2 separate regions of the Homo sapiens genome follow, and region 2 is linked to region 1. Evidence: read pairs that join two places in POLR2A ChIA-PET (ENCODE). Cell type or tissue: Panc1. All regions are shown on one strand. Links, peaks and the distances in the headings refer to the core of each region. The heading gives the core; the rest is flanking DNA.

Region 1 (7,555 bases), core at 4,013-6,512:
GGGAAATGGCAGAAATGGAAAGAAGGGAATCAGTGGGGAGGAAGGAGTGGGCTCTAGCACTTAGGCACAAGACTCCACTTGGAAAGGACAGGCAAGATTCAAATCCCCGAGGGAACAGACAGCCCATATCAGACTCACCTGATGCTTCACTGCAGCTGCCATGGGGCTTTTATAAGCTGGGAATGGGTTAAGCATAGTCCCAGCTGTTCATTCAGCCACGATGTTGGCAGGAGTTAGCTTCTTTACACATAAAGTTGGCATCAAATTTGGAATTCACAATCACTAGTTCACGAACGTCACAGGCATTTCTTAGGCGCTTCTTATATAAATGGAAATACCATTAACTTTCTTCTTCATGCACGCTCTCTGACAGCATCGGGTCAAAGGAACTTTTTTCCTGCCTCTTTTCATAGCTTCCACCGCCCCATCCTTCTTCTAAATCTTTAATTTTGCAAAGCCATAGGGAGTGGTGGTAGCCTGTGGCGAGTTGAAGATTTTGAACAATAGGTGTTTCTGAGCTGGATTTATTGAAAGGGTCTTGTCTGTGTCCTGGGGGAGATTGTAAATGAGATGTCAACAGGAGCTCTTTTGTGTGGATGGCATTCATCCTGAAAGACAGGAATTCCCTTACTGTGCTAGTATTTAAAGTACATTTGTTGCTGCTTTTGCTAAAACTTTTCATCCAACTGCCGGAGCTAACAGCAATGAATGAGTCACTTGGTGTGATTGTAACTTCCTTCCCTCCTTAGCAAAGCAATGACTCAGTCATTTACATTTAGAAAGGAAGGCTCCTAAGAAGATTTCTTGGATTTTCATCAGCTTGAGCCTCTTTTCTTGACCATCACGTGGGCCTGATCTGTCGGCAATCCTGTTAACCCAGGGTGAGGGGAGTCTAGCCGGGCTGCTTTTCTCACTCCCTGGAAAACTTTTTGCTGTTTTGCTCGTTTCTTTTTTAAATCCAAGGAGAAAGACAAACACAATTTCCTGCCTTAAGCCCTTTTCCTTTCTCTCTCCCTCCGCCTTTTTTTTTGTAAAGGACAGGCAATTTCAGTTTACTATAATTACCCTGGGCTGAGGTTTGACTCACTCCACCTTTAGATGATAAGGCAACCGTTTTATTACTTCGCAGCCAGGTGCCTGAGGGTGACAAGACTTGCCTTTATCTGGTGACCTGACAAGGTTATCAGCAACTGCAAATGGGCTGAACCTCGGAGCAGGGACCATCAAAACGCTTCCCTCTCCTTGATCCATTTCCCAACCCTTTATTGGTAATTCATTTCAATCCGAAGACTAGCTCTAGTTTCTGCAAGTTCTTCCGCATTCCTACACCTTAGCTCTGTCCTCTTGTGTTCTCTTTGGAACACAGGCAGCGGCAACAGCAATCTTAATTATGAGCAGTCAGCTGCCCCCATGAGCCCAGAGCACGACCATGAAGTCTCAACCACAGTCCAGCACACAACACGCAGGATATATTTGCGTCCTCTGGCTTAGTCGATTTGCAGTATTTATAGTTGCTTTTTCAGAGTCGATACTTAATAACGTCTTTGACCTATGATGCTAGAAATCCCTCCAAAATAAAATCGTATTGCTTGTATCTTCTATGGTTCCTTTTGAAAACTGGAATATAATCCGCACCAGGAGGCAGTGCTGTGCTGGAGATAATAAACATATCTAGTGCTCGATCTATTTATATCTGCAGTTCATGAATTTATTTGTCTACCAACACAAGTTTCTTTGTTTTTTTTTTTTTTTTTTTTTTTGGACGGAGTCTCGCTCTGTCGCCCAGGCTGGAGTGCGGTGGCGCGATCTCGGCTCCCTGCAAGCTCCGCCTCCCGGGTTCACGCCATTCTCCTGCCTCAGCCTCCCGAGTAGCTGGGACTACAGGCGCCCGCCACCACGCCCGGCTAATTTTTTGTATTTTTAGCAGAGACGGGGTTTCACTGTCTTAGCCAGGATGGTCTCGATCTCCTGACCTCGTGATCCGCCCGCCTCGGCCTCCCAAATTGCTGGGATGACAGGCGTGAGCCACCGCGCCCGGCCAAAACAAGATTATTCTTTAATTCAAACTGTGTTACGTGCACTGTCTCGGTTATCTGGTGGGTGGGAAATGTGGTATAAAAGCATGCATTTTGGGAAATGGTTTCCAAAAAGTGTGTACTAGGCAAAGCTTGAATGAATGAAGGGTGAGAGTACTTGCAGACACACTTTTAGGTCAGTGTCCTGGGCAGCATCAAAGCTGCGCGGCACCCGGCTTGTACATAGCACGGAGCTGCCACCCTGTAGTGCAAAATTATAGTGGGCCAAGGTAAATCATATGTTTTATTTATTTATTTATTCATTCATTTGAGAAGGAGTCTCGCACTGTAGCCCAGGCTGGAGTGCAGTGGCCCGATCTCCACTCACTGCAATCTCCGCTTCCCGGGTTCAAGCGATTCGCCTGCCTCAGCCTCCTGAGTAGCTGGGATTACAGGTACTCGCCACCACGCCCAGCTAATTTTTTTTTTTTTCCGAGATGGAGTCTCGCTCTGTCACCCAGGCTGGAGTGCAGTGGCGTGATCTGGGCTTGCTGCAACCTCCGCTTCCTTGGTTCAAGCGATTCTCCTGCCTCAGCCTCCCAAGTAGCTGGGATTACTGGGGCAGGCCACCATGACCGGCTAATTTATTTGTATTTTTGGTAGAGACAGGGTTTCACCATGTTGGTCAGGCTGGTCTCAAATTCCCGACCTCAAACGATTGGCCCACCTCGGCCTCCCAAAGTGCTGGGATTATAGGCGTGAACCACCATGCCCAGCCGTAGGTTTTATTTTTCTATCTGTGAAGTCGAACTGTAGCCTGAGGGTAGCAGATGGGAAAGGAGGGGTTGGGAAGAGAATGGAAAAGATGAGTTAAAACACACACACACACACACACACACCCTTGCATATGTGAAGTGTTTATCTGTAAGACCACATCAGATTACTCCATTCTGGGCCAGGCGCAGTGGCTCACACCTGTAAACCCAGCATTTTGGGAGGCCGAGGCGGGTGGATTGCTTGAGGTCAGGAGTTCGAGACCAGCCTGATCAACATGGTGAAACCCCATCTCTACTAAAAATACAAAAGATAGCTGGCATGGTGGCAGGTGCCTGTAATCCCAGCTACTTGGGTGGCTGAGGTGGGAGAATTGCTTTAGCCCGGGAAGTGGAGGTTGCAGTGAGCTGAGATCACATCACTGCACTCTAGCCTGAGCCACAGGGTGAGACTCTGTCTCAAAAAATATATATATCTATATATCTATCTATATATCTATATATCTATATATCTATCTATATCTTTATCTCTATATCTATATATCTATATATCTATCTATATCTATATATCTATATATCTATATCTATATATCTATCTATATATCTATATATATCTATATATCTATCTATATATCTATATATATCTATATCTATCTATATATCTATATATATCTATATATCTATCTATATATCTATATATCTATATATATCTATATATCTATATATATCTATATATATCTATATATCTATATATATCTATATATCTATATATCTATATATATCTATATATCTATATATATCTATATATCTATATATATCTATATATCTATATATATCTATATCTCTATATCTATATAGCTATAGATATCTATATAGATCTCTATAGATATCTATAGATCTCTATAGATATCTATATCTCCATTCTGTAATGTATATAGACATCATTCCACACTGTGGAAAGAAACAGTTCAAATCCCCTACCAGGGCCCTTACTACAATTATAATAAAAACGAATAAAAAGAATGTTTCTGGCCAGGCACGGTGGCTCATGCCTGTAATCCCAGCACTTTGGGAGGCCGAGGCAGGTGGATCACCTGAGGTCCGGGGTTCGAGACCAGCCTGGCCAACATGGTGAAACCCCGTCTCTACTAATACAAAAATAAGCTGGGAGTGGTGGCACTACTCGGGAGGCTGAGGCAGGAGAATTGCTTGAACCGGGGAGGTGGAGGTTGCAGTGAGCCGAGATCGTGCGTGCCATTGCACTCCAGCCTGGGTGACAAGAGAGAAACTCCGTCTCATAAAAAAACAAAAACAAGAAAAAAGAATGTTTCTGAGTACAGTGTGTGAATCACATGCATGGTGATGAACTAATGAACATCCAGAACTCCAACAGGAGACAATGTCAGAAGGATTAACAAATCTGACCTTGACCCTGGGCAACATAGTGAGACCCTGTCTTTACAAACAGTTTTTTAAAACTTAGCTGGATGTGGTGGTGTGCGCTTGTGGTTCCAGCTGTTCCGGAGGCTAAAGTGGGAGGTTCGCTTGAGCCCAGGAGTTAGAGGATGTAGTGAGCCATGATCACACCACTGCACTCCAGCCCTGGCAACAGAGCGAGACCCTGTCTCTTTAAAAAAAAAAAAAAAATTGGCTGGGAATGGTGGCTCACGCCTGTAATCCCAACATTTTGGGAGGCCGAGGTGGGCGGATCACAAGGTCAAGAGATCGAGACCATCCTGGCCCACATGGTGAAACTACATCTCTACTAAAAATACCAAAATTAGCCGGGCGTGGTGGCGCCTCCTGTAGTCCCAGCTACTCGGGAGGCTGAGGCAGGGGAATCGCTTGAACCCGGGAGGTGGAGGTTGCAGTGAGCCGAGATCGCGCCACTACACTCTAGCCTGACAACAGAGTGAGACTGTCTCAAAAAACAAAACAAACAACAAAAAACTCTCTGTCCTTGGAGCTGTCTTTTCTTTAAAGACGTGAAACCTTGCACGCCTGTCACCACTCCATTGCCACCCTCCACAGGTGGGCTTAGTTAGCACAGAGCTCCAGAACCTGAGATGCCTCTGAAGGTGGGAGTAGGATGGCATCCTTCTGCCCCAATTCTAAAAGCCACTAGCCAAACTTGACCTCGGAAACTATTTACAGTGCGGTGATGCCACCTCTCCCTGCAGACAAATTCAAGTACTCCATTAAGGGGCGTTCCCCAGACCTTGCTGGGCATGCCCAGATAAGCCTCCTTTTCATCTGCAAAATTGAGATCCTGACTTCCTATGCAGGATTGTTTTTAATTTAATGAGACTATAGGTAAAGCGCCTGGCTTTATTAAACACTCAACCAACGAGGAGGAGGATGGGGGTTTGTGGAGTAAATTGGTATAGATTTTAGTACTGACTTCACAGGTTCCTAGGTTCCTAGACTGTTTTTATTTAATTTTGGCAAATGACAAGTACCTAACAGAAAGGTAGTATTTTAAACACAGTCTTTGCTGGGCGCAGTGGCTCACGCCTGTAATCCCAGCACTTTGGGAGGCTGAAGGGGGCAGATCACTTGAGATCAGGAGTTCGAGACCAGCCTGGCCAACATGGTGAAACCCCCATCTCTACCAAAAAGACAAACATTAGCCGGGTGTGGTGGCGCCCGCCTGTAGTCTCAGGTACTCAGGAGGCTGAGGCAGAAGGTTGCAGTGAGCCAAGATCATGCCACTGCACAACAGCCTGGGTGACAGAGCAAGACTCTGTTTCAAATAAATAAATACAGTCTTTAAGGGACACTTAAGGAGTAATGGAGGGGACCGGGCGCGGTGGCTCACGCCCTTAATCCCAGCACTTTGGGAGGCCAAGGCAGGCAGATCGCTTGACGTCAGGAGTTCAAGACCAGCCTGGCTAACAAGTTAAAACCTCATCTCTACTAAAAATACAAAAATTAGCTGGGCGGGGTGGCATGCACCTGTAATCCCAGCTACTAGGGAGGCTGAGTCAGGAGAATAGCTTGAACCCAGGAGGCAGAGGATGCAGTGAGCCAAGATTGTGACACTGCACTCCAGCCTGGGTGACAGAGCCAGACTCTGGCTCAAAAAAAAAAAAAAAAAAAAGTAATGGAGGGGGAAAGAGCCCTGGGGTCACCTGGACAAGTTCTTCTCTGGATCTATGTCCTTCTCTATCAGTGACAAAGTTGGATAATGAATGAGACAGAATTTTTTTTTTTGAGATGGAGACTCACTCCACCGCCTGGGCTGGAGTGCAGTGTGGCGCAATCTCAGCTCACTGCAACCTCCGCCTGCCAGGCCTAAACGACTCTCCTGCCTCAGCCTCCCGAGCAGCTGGGACTACAGGCATGCGCCACTACGCCCAGCTACTTTTTGTATTTTTAGTAGAGACAGGTTCACTATGTTGGTTGGCCAGGATGGTCTTGATCTCTTGACCTTGTGATCCACCCACCTCAGCCTCCCAAAGTGCTGGGATTATAGGCGTGAGCCACCGCACCCGGCCCAAGGCATAATTTTTTTAAGCACTAACCCTGTTATCTGAGCATCAGTAAGGAGCTGGTATCCTTTCTGGGCCAAGTGGGCTGATGTAAACAGTATTACACGGGTTACCCAGATACGTTTTTCTGTTTTTCCTTTGAAAACGGCGGTTTCGGGAGGGCAGAGAGAAGGAGGAGGATGAAAAATTAAGTGCCTAACTACACAGATCAGGGGGGCCTGCAGCCTCCCACACGCCTGCTTTCCAGATCCAGGTAATTATTCCTCATCGTGCTGACACCAACAGGAAGGAACGGTGGATGCATTTTCTTTCTTCTTCACTTCACCATGCATCCTGTTTCCCCAGGTTTGGAGGTTTGAGCCGGCCTTGTGCAAAAGCTCCTGTACCAGGTCAAGCCCTGGCTCCAGGCCCTCTGTTCCTAGGGCAGTGGCAGCAATGGGCTGCTTTGGGGGAGGGTCAGCCTTTTCTCCAAAGTCCAGCAAGCCTGCCAGTGAACCAAGGTTACTGATGAATCCACGCTGAAGTCTTGGTGAGGACTCAGCCTGACCGGACTCTCATTAGATGGGACGGACCCTGGTTCATACACAGGCCACTCACTCTGCACAGCCACCCCACTTACTGAAGCAAGAATTGGCAATAAGTGCACAATACCCTGGTCCCATCTTAAAACAACCAGCTACCCCACAGTCTCAGAGTCAGGGATGCTCAAGTACTATTTATTCTGTTTACCAGACATATAGCAGCCGGGCAGGGAGTCTTCATAGCCTGTTGCGTCATGTGATTCCATTCCAGATTTTTCCTTTTATTCCTGTCTCCAAGGCCCCATTGTGCAGGTGCTACTAATTTTCATGAAATGATACTAGGAGGTAAAGAAAGTTCGCTGGCTCTCAGATATCCATCTGTGTGCAAACAGACAGAGTACAGAAAAATAAGTAGAATAACAAAGTTCCTAGTTTTGTGTGGGCTGAGAGTGAAAAAAAAAAGAGTAACGAGGAGTGAAAAGAATGAAGAAGAAAAACAGCTGCACAGGAAAAGGGCAGTGTCACAGGTGCCTCCCACGGTCCTTTGCCGAGAGCCTGTGGGGGAGGCCAAGTGGGGAGAATGGGGGACATCGGGTGGACGACCCAGGGGACCAGCTGGTGTCAGAGAATGGTAGATTAGGATTTGGCCTGCTAGATCATGCTGGCGGCATTGGCCAACATCAAACACGAGGGGGCTCTGGTGACAGGACATGACACTGCACAATCAGAGATCACAGCGAATGGCTTTGCTGAGG
Region 2 (9,321 bases), core at 2,724-5,223, 210 kb before region 1:
ATGCATTGATTTCTACGTGAGGAGCCCAAAACCATAGCCTCTTGCTGGAGTCTCTTTTGTTGTTGTTGTTGTTTATCTTGTATACGTTTTTTGCTCCCCTTTTCTCCTCCTGGACATGCTGTGTCCTTGCCTGTTCCTCACGTCATACACTCCCCTCCTACCTACCTACTGCTCCTCGTTTTCCTTTTCTTGTTAGAGAAAGAGGGGGATGGGATGAAGATTGGAGCATCGCTATTTTTTCCCCAAAGATATGAACTGTATTGGGAACATAGCAATTTGTATCATCCCATCTCTGTTCTAAGTAGTATGAAATGTCTCTGTTTTGCCTAAATGCTTTTTTGTTCCTCTCCTACCTGTTCCTCCGTATCATTGTAACGTATAATAGCAAATGCTCCTCACAAAGTAGGGAGAACAAGAAAATACAACCTGCCACACGAAATTGTGAATTTACGTCCTCAGTGATCAGTGATATAAACCCAGGGTAGTGTCCCATTCTTCCCTGACTATAATACTTTCTTCTATTATCCTCTATACTTCTAACTCCCCACTCCCACTTTCCAATATAATAAGAAACGCGACCTGACTATAATACTTTCTTCTATTATCCTCTATACTTCTAACTCCCCACTCCCACTTTCCAATATAATAAGAAACGCGACACGTTTAAAACAGGGAAAGTCATTCTTGCTCACAGAAAAATTATCACTTGCTCATCTACAAATTATCTAAATACCTTTCAAATATTTGTTAGAAATCAGCTTTATTTAAAAAAGAAAAAAACAGCTAATACAAGCAATCGCCTATTACATTGAGTCCCAGATCACCACTCCTAGTTTTTAAAAAAATGTTCCTTCATTGGGATATGAATGCCCTCCTCCAAATGATGTGGGCATGTGTGAGTATTGTAGTCTGTACCAAATCCTGGTTTCTTGCTATATAATTACTCTTTAGAAAAGCCTGTGTTGAAAGGAAGCCTGTGTTGAAAGGAAGCCTGCGTAGACTGAAAAGTCTCTACAATGATCATGACTATAGAGAGGAGAGAACTCCTTGTGTGCCTTTAAAGGAGGCAAAAGAATAAAAGAAAGTCCCGATACTTTTCTAGAGAGAAGGAATGAGACATTTTTAAAAGTTAAGAGTCAGGGATTGGGGGAGGGAGAGAGCATCAGGATAAATAGCTAATGCATGCTGGGCTTAATACCTAGGTGATGGGTTGATAGGTGCAGCAAACCACCAGAGCACACGTTTACCTATGTAACAAACCTGCACATCCTGTACACGTATCCCAAAACTTAAAATAATTTTTTTTTAAGTAGGAGGGATATTTACATTTTAACAAGGTTCTAAGTGCCTGACTGAGTGCTACGGGCTTTACATACGTGTTTTCTTTTGATCATCAGAACTCTATGCATGCAATTTTGCCCATTTTACAAATGACAAATTTCCATCTCAGAGAGATTAAATAACTTTTTTAAGGTTACCTATCAATCAAATGTCAGAGCTAAGATTTGAGCCCAGGTGTTGAAACCAGAAAAGATAAAAAGCTGGACGGAAAGTTGAACTTACTAAGACTGCAGTGATGAGCTATTTAAAAGATGTTTAATAATGGAGGGGAAAGGAAGATCAACTGGGTGTGGACAACTGAGAAGTGGTACCCAGGAAAAACAGACATTCAAAACAGATTGTGAGAGTGAAGCATGGATTTGAAGGGGCGTCAGAAGCCTGCAGTGAAGTGAGTTCTGAGTCGCAAGTGTAAACATCAGACATGCAGCTGAAACAGGAAGGATCTTGAGAACATCTTGACTCAGGCTTAGCCTCAGGTGCAGGAAAGAAGGACCAATGACCAAAGGATCAGAGCTGCAGAAGGCGCTGGCTGACAGAGGACACAGGAAGAAGGGACGGACTCTTAGGAGCCTGGGTTCAGCTCTGTGGAGACTAATACAATAATGAATCCTGGGCCTTCTCTGTTCTGTGGCTTACCATGTGTAACCTGAACCTTCTTCAAAGGATGGCAGACCAGGTTTGCACCCTTGACAGCTGGCTTCAAGGGGCTGTGTAAACAAAGCCCTAAGACAGCAGAGGGAGGGGAGCAGGGAAGGCCCTGGCTAAGGTTTCTGGCAACAAAGACTCCTCACTTCCTTTAGGTAGTGCTGATCAGAGATGCTGCCCACTGTCCTTCCAGGACGGCTTCTCTTTGCAGAGAGCCTCAAAATTCCTTCGTCTTTTCTGTCTGCCACCTGCCATTTATTCAATTTAATATCTATGTTCCCGTTAAAGTGCAGACAACGAGGTAAAGAGAACACCCTAATTACAATCACAAATTATATTCATGCAATCACTCACTCACTCATTTATTCATGCAACAAACATTTGGTACCTTTAATAATTTAAGTACTGTGTCCATCATTTATACCTTGGTTTCAATATTCACTAAATGCTTTACTAAAATCTGGTTTTCCAGAGTCAAGTGGAAGAGAAAAATACACACAGACACATACACACACACGAGTCTAAGAATGGCAAAAGCAGGCACTACAAAGAAGAAAGGAACTTAAAATTCAGAGGCTGGCGGTGTTAAAATTGATAGTTTTGGTCAAAATTATTTTCTGATGAGAAAAATCTGCATTGCCTGGCATAAGAAAGGATTGTGGTTTTTTGTTTCTTTTTGTTTTTGTTTTGTTTTGTTTACAGGTTACTATTTTGTCAGCATAGTTCGTTATTAGCTTTACTTTTGCTGTATCATTTATTATTAAAGAAATTCTTCTTATGCATGCAGATGGAAGACATTTTGCAGGAATGAGAAAAGCTTCTTTAAAAGGAAGCCTAGGTGGACATATTAGGAGCTGCCTCTAATCCTTTTTAGAAGCAAGCTGGGTGTAAGTCCTAAATAAATGTATCTTTACAGAAGATGCATTTGAAATAGCAACATCATCAACATTCCTATCTATAAACCAGGAGGAAATGAGATCAAAATTGCAGCCCAAGGAATTCAGGTTAGCTGCAAGGAGGAACTTCTAAGTGCAAAGTTATTAATTATCACATCAATTAATTTGGAAATTGTTAGAGAAAACTTCCAAGGCCTCTTTTGAAACAAGCTGAGTTATATTCCTCTGAGACCTTTGATAATTCTGCCTGAGCAAGACAGACAAAATATCTATATAAGATCTTTACAGCCTAAAGAGTCTAAGACTTTAGCATAAGATCTGCACCATCGTCTGATCATGTGCATTGATCCTGTATTTTCAAGCTCAGCATTCAGGAAGAAGAGATTTCAAAGCACCCACATAACACAGTACTCCCTAAATATATCACTTCTCTTCCTGACACTTCCCTTTCTATCAGTGGAATGACCATTTTTTAAATACAGTCTTGAAACTTTGCAACTCACCTCTTACCTCTTCCAGCTTTACTATTTTTCACTTGAGTGATTGCAATGGACCAATTTGTATTGACGCCCCCAGCCTCTCTCTGCTCCAACTCCTTCTCTAAGACTTTCTACCAGGTTGCTAAAAAATTATCTCTGAATCCCATGTTGTCTAGGCACAAAGTTCCAAATGTAACATTCAAAAGTGTCACAGTAAGACACCATTCTCCTTTGAGATCTTCTTTCCTGCTATTCCCTTACAAGCACAGAACACTTGTATGGGAAGTAACATCACGCCACTTCAACAAGCCACTGGTTGTTCAAGGGTAATTATGCAGATTCGAGAAGGTGCAGTGTATGTGGCGCACTTAGCACAGTCCCTGGCACACAGTAGTTGCTCCACATATGTTAGCTATCGCCATCATTATTATCAGTTTTGGCCACCTACTATGTGCTAAGCATTGGGATATATTATAGTAGTCAGGATTCCCAGTACAACAGAACTTGCGATCTAATGGGGGAGAAGATGAGAAGAAAGTCTCCATTCTTTTAAATCTTCTTCTCAAATTTAACCTCTGGCTGTCAGCCATTATTTCTTCCTCCTAAGAATTCCCGAAGCACTGTGTTAACATTTCTCAAGGTAATATAGCTTTCTTAAGCACTGGTTTATTTTCTCTGTCCCTCGTGTAGGAAGAGATTCAATGCTATCTGAAAGAATGTTTTTGAAGCACTTGGCACAGAGTCGTCATCCCAGAGGGGATGTTGAACAAATGCTAACGCATCATTACACAATCCCTCTATGCCTAAAGTGCCCTGAACAGTACCCTCCATGAGTAACTTTAATGCGCAGTGGTTGAGTTGAGCTGCCATCTAACATCTGCCCAGCATCCTTTCACTGCGTCTGTGTTCTCTTCAATTCTTCCCCCTCCCTCTGCTTCTGAATCTGTGGTTCTCTGAAAAGCTCCCTGTTCCTTCTCAACCCTACTTTGCATTGCCAGCCCACCTGGAGGCTGGGAGCTCAGTCTGGCAGGTACACATTAGCATGTTAAAAATATCCACGCAGCCATCCCTAGTATTGTTATCCACTTTGAATATTAGCGTATTTCCTTCAGTTCATCTGGGGAATCCCAGTTCCTTCTAGTTCTATGAGGGGGCAGGGAGCACCAGCATTAACTAGTCCTTTTGAAGTTGGGAAGGGTGTTCTTCAATGATCACATTAACTACTGCAACATTCTTTAAAAATTATCTGTGGCTGGGCTTGGTGGCCCATGCCTGTAATCCCAGCACTTTGGGAGGCCAGGGCAGGCAGATCACTTGAGGCCAGGAGCTCAAGACCAGCCTGACCAATATGGCAAAACCCCATTTCTACTAAAAATACAAACATTAGCTGGGTGTGGTGGCGTGCGCCTGTGATCCCAGCTACTCAGGAGGCTGAGTCACTTGAACTCGGGAGGCAGAGGTTGCAGTGAACCAAGATCTTGCCACTGTACCCTAGCCTGGCCGACAGAGCCAGACTGTCTCAAAAAAAATTATATATATATATATATATATATATATATATATATATATATATATATGAACCTACATAAACCAATGAAGAGAAAATATCATCTATCCTGATAGCTAGTAATATTTTAATTTTCTTCCTATTGTTTAACATAAATAAGTATAAATAACAGTCATCAAATGTTTTTAGTACATATGATAAGATCCTCCCAACGGTGTCAGAAGGAATTTCGAGTTGATTTTTAACCAACACTTTACTGATACACCAAGGCTTTCTCATGGTTGTGAGCCTCACGAGGCAGAGCCTGGGTCTTCGGCTCCAGCCCTCTACTTTCTCTCCAACTTCTTTCCTCCCACTGACTCATGAAACTCTGAGGACTTTTCCCTGAACAGTCTGGAGACTGTTTCCACCATCTGTACATTGTTCTTGACTTACAGCTCAGAACCTTCTTTTAGTTCTTTGGACCACACCTCTTTCCCAGAAAAGGCAGAGCTGAGAGCTCTCGGAACAGATCCAAATTACCAACTGCATATAAAATTGCCACCACCTCGGTAGCATCATTCCTGTGCCAGATTCCAAAAGAGATGGACACTGCTGTGGGTACAAGTGCCTGAGAAGACTGGCCTCCTCCTGGGGTTTGTGCCTTCAGAGCCTGGGTTTGAAAAGCCAAGCTGGGAGCACTTTCCATTGTCGTCGCCTTCTCCACTCAGTGAAGAAAGATTGTGTTGGAGTTTTAGAGTGAGAGAAGCTGGAGACGAAGCTAGCTGGCTGTGCTCATCTAGCCTGAGGCTGCATTTCTTCATTGAAAGGAGCCACTCCACAATGCTAGGGGGGGTCCAGTCGTCCAATGAGAGCCAATGGTGGACATCTCTTCCCAACTCCATATTCAGTTTTGTCATCCTGGGAGCCTGATATTGGCCGTGATGGAAATATTTACACCATGGAAATCGACACGCTCTACGAGGCAGAGCTTCTTCCTCCCAAAAAGTCAGTTTCTAAACATTTACCACTTTACCAATGGCATTATTTTTAGGTAGCCTTTCTTCAGAGAGAGAATGAATAAAAAATCTTAGAAGCAAAACTAAAAGGATCCTCAAAGATGATTCCAACCCTTTTATATTGCAAATGAGGATATGGAGGCCCCAAGTAAAGAGGTGCCTCGCTTAAGCTCTTCAGCAAGGTTTAGGACCCAAGTCATCTCACTCTCAACCAAGACTTCTTTCCAGAGGAATCAAAGTTTTCAAGCTGCTAAATGCCCTGAGGGAGACAAGAGAGCTATAAGGCTCTGTCTCCACTGCACATATACGATTCAGTGCCGCCAAGAGCAATGAAAACAATTTTGTATCATTATTTGTAAGTTTTGAAATTACATTATGTATGTTACCGCTAACTAAAAGTGCTATATTTGTCCAAAAAAAAGAAAAACTAATAGGAATTGAAAATAGGAAGGGATGACTTCATGAAAGAGAAAGGATTCGATTTGGAATCTGAATAATCACTGAGAGGCAACAGACTACGGAGGAGGAATTTTGTCTGAGTATAAAGAAATTAAGCTGACTGATGTATTAGAAGAGTATTTAAAAATGGGAAGCCATCTTTGGATAGAAAGTGAGGACTTTTCTAAGTAAGATCCTTACATATCCAGAGAATTCATTTTGTTTTAATAAAGTGAGCAATAGGAAACCACTGATAGCCGAGCCAGATAATGAAGTGATGTAAGTGTTGTTTTAGAAAGATGGCCTGCGTGGCGGGGTCGGTGGCTCATGCCTGTAATCCCAACACTTTGGGAGGCCGAGGCGGGCGGATCACAAAGTCAGGAGTTCAAGACCAGCCTGGCCAATATGGTGAAACCCCATCTCTACTAAAAATACAAAAATTAGCCAGGCATGGTGGCACACACCTGTAGTCCCAGCTACTTGGGAGGCTGAGGCAGAATAATCACTTGAACCTGGGAGGCAGAGGTTACAGTGAGCCAAGATCACGCCACTGCACTCCAGCCTGGGTGACAGAGCAAGACTCCATCTCAAAAAAACAAACAAACAAACAAACAAACAAACAAAAACACAGATGGCCTGCGTGGCGTGGAGTCAAAAAGCCAATTACAAGAGAGATTTTTTTTCTTATTTAGATGAAAGTATATTCTATATTATTTACATGAGTATATATGTATGGAAGGATATCTTCTAACATCTCAGCAGTCATTCTTCTCGTGAAGAGGCTTTCTGGGTGGTTTTTGCTGCATTTCTTGTGCTTTTCTCTTACTTTTTTCTTTTGGCTTCTTTATTTGTTTTTCTTGTTGAAATATATCTAATTTTAACCCCCCAAAAAATCACCTTGAAGAATAGTAATGACTAACACTTAGAAGCACTTCCTCTGTGCCAGACACAATTCACATAATAACTAATAGTACCTATAAGACAAGAATCATTATTAACTAGGTTATACAAGGAGGAAACTGGGGCACATAAATTTAATTGACTTTCCAAGGTCACAGAGCTAGAAGTGTCACAGTCGGGATTTGAATTCAGAGCCCATGTTATCAACCACTATACTAGCCTGCCTCTAGATGAGATAGAGAGAGACAAATTGGAGACAGTTTGAAATCAAGTAAGAGACAAGAGAAAGTTGTACTGCTGCAGGGAAAGAATGGTAGAAGCAGAGATTAGGATGGTACCGGAAAGGGCTGATATACGAAGTTACACAGATAAATAAGGACACCAAAAATCAAAAGCCAACCAAGGACAGGTGGTATAGTTTGGGTGTTTGTCCCCTCCAAATCCCATGTTGAAATGTAATCCCCAGTGTTGGAGGTGGGGCCTGGTGGAAGGTGTTTGGGTCTTGGGGGCGGATCCCTAATGAATGGCTTGGTGCCGTCCTCATCAACACGACTGGGTTCTCACTTTGAGTTCACGCAAGATCTGGTTGTTCAAGAGTGTGGCACCTCCCCACCCTCTTGCTCCCTTGCTCTCACCGTGTGTCATGCTGACACCCTGTCATCTTCAGCCATGATTGTAAGCTTCCTGAAGACTCACCAGAAGCAGCTACCAGCACCGTGCTTCCTATAAACCCTGCAGAATCATGAGCTGATTAAAACCCTTTTCTTTATAAATTACCCAGCTTCAAGTATTTCTTTCTAGTGACCCAAAAACAGCCTAATACCACAGGTCAGATCTCCTTGTTGCTGCTGCTATTATTTTGTCTTGCTTGCCGTAGTGATACGCCATTCTCCAATATACACCATACCCACATGTCTCTTTTTTATTTAGAAATAATGGGAAGATTTCCTTTTTTATTATTACAAAATATAATACTCATAAAAATTTTAACACCACCAAGAAATATTTTAATAATGTGTTAAAGTCCCCCTCCCCTCTTCATTCCCTTTTTAGCCCTCCATAGAGGTAAGAATTCTGTTTCTTATGAATCTTTTCAGAAATGTTCTAAGCATATATTATATATACCCATGTCTAAACTTTCTTTATACATACTGTTCTACAATTTGCTCTTTTCACTTGAAATTAGGTCTTAAACATTGTTTTATATAAATGCTTGTGGGTTAACCACACTCTTTTTAACAATGGCAAAGTATTCCATTATATTCCTGTACTATAATTTATACAACCACTTCCCTAGTTGAATGGGTAATATTCTTTATGCAAAGGAATGGAAGACAAAAAGGCCTAGTTATAACAAAAAGAGATATTCATAACATATCAGCATGGTCATGGGAGTACAGGCCTTGGACAAGAGTGCAGGAATTAGCTAAAAGTGTAAAAGTAACTTCAATAAACATGAAGGCTTGGCATCTCAAAGCACTTAATCACTTAAAGAAAATGAAAATGAAGCAAAAAGCAAGATATAAAGTAAAATATGTTCCCACCCACCAAAATAGGAAAGTATAATCATAAAACCTGCTGTTCCAATTCCCTGCTGGGAAGACTGGGTTCTGAGACTATGCCACTCGGGGTTGAGTATAAGCAATCTACCATGGGAAGAACAATCTAGGGGCCATTTTAAAATTAGGTGGATTTTTTTTTAACTTACAGCAGTGGTAATATTTGATCAACAGTTAGAATTTTCCAGCTTCTCTTCCTTTTTGAATATTTTGAGATGGACTTCACTATTCAGATAACAGGTTAAGATCCTCATTGTCATTTCTCTTTCCTTGGCTGTCTTAAAGAAAACAATCATCTCAGGTAGAGGAGTATTAGCGGGAGGGAGGAATGATCCTTGGGGAAAAATTTATAGGTGTTTTGTTTTGTTTTGAATTAGGTAAATCCATTAACTGCCTGCACTCCGCAGCCCTCACTCCCCAACACTTTCCCTGAGTTTATTTAAGTGGTTGCCCATAGCAACCACCTACACTTTAAGTAGCTGAGCTGAGTATTGCGGGGAGACAGCTTGGCAAGCCTCTGTCTAGCTTCCATGATCATTCACTGTGCCCCGGAGGTAA

What was found. ChIA-PET counts read pairs that join two places held together with the same protein. Peaks named below come from ENCODE experiments on the same cell type or tissue, not always from the same donor. Only the 100,000 strongest peaks of a DNase experiment are listed, where the experiment ranks them.
Region 2: POLR2A ChIA-PET joins it to region 1 with 11 read pairs; 2 of 35 experiments call an interaction of 5 or more read pairs at or near these places.

What each region holds. Positions count from the first base shown.
Region 1 is chr18:3,596,799-3,604,353 of GRCh38, reverse strand. All of the region lies in intron 7 of DLGAP1 (DLG associated protein 1), which reads left to right. It overlaps DLGAP1-AS1 (DLGAP1 antisense RNA 1), which reads right to left. Exons shown (of 3, transcript NR_024101.1): 3 at 6,975-7,555. It overlaps DLGAP1-AS2 (DLGAP1 antisense RNA 2), which reads right to left and starts at 617. Exons shown (of 3, transcript NR_119377.1): 1 at 139-617. RefSeq lists enhancers at 8-801, 1-1,026, 802-1,596, 1,597-2,391, 7,126-7,555. In Panc1, for the core only: no CTCF peak of the experiment used is centred there; no DNase peak of the experiment used is centred there; H3K27ac peaks cover 2,500 bases.
Region 2 is chr18:3,799,575-3,808,895 of GRCh38, reverse strand. All of the region lies in intron 5 of DLGAP1 (DLG associated protein 1), which reads left to right. Among named protein-coding and RNA genes, the nearest start is that of DLGAP1-AS3, 74 kb to the left of the region's middle. In Panc1, for the core only: no CTCF peak of the experiment used is centred there; no DNase peak of the experiment used is centred there.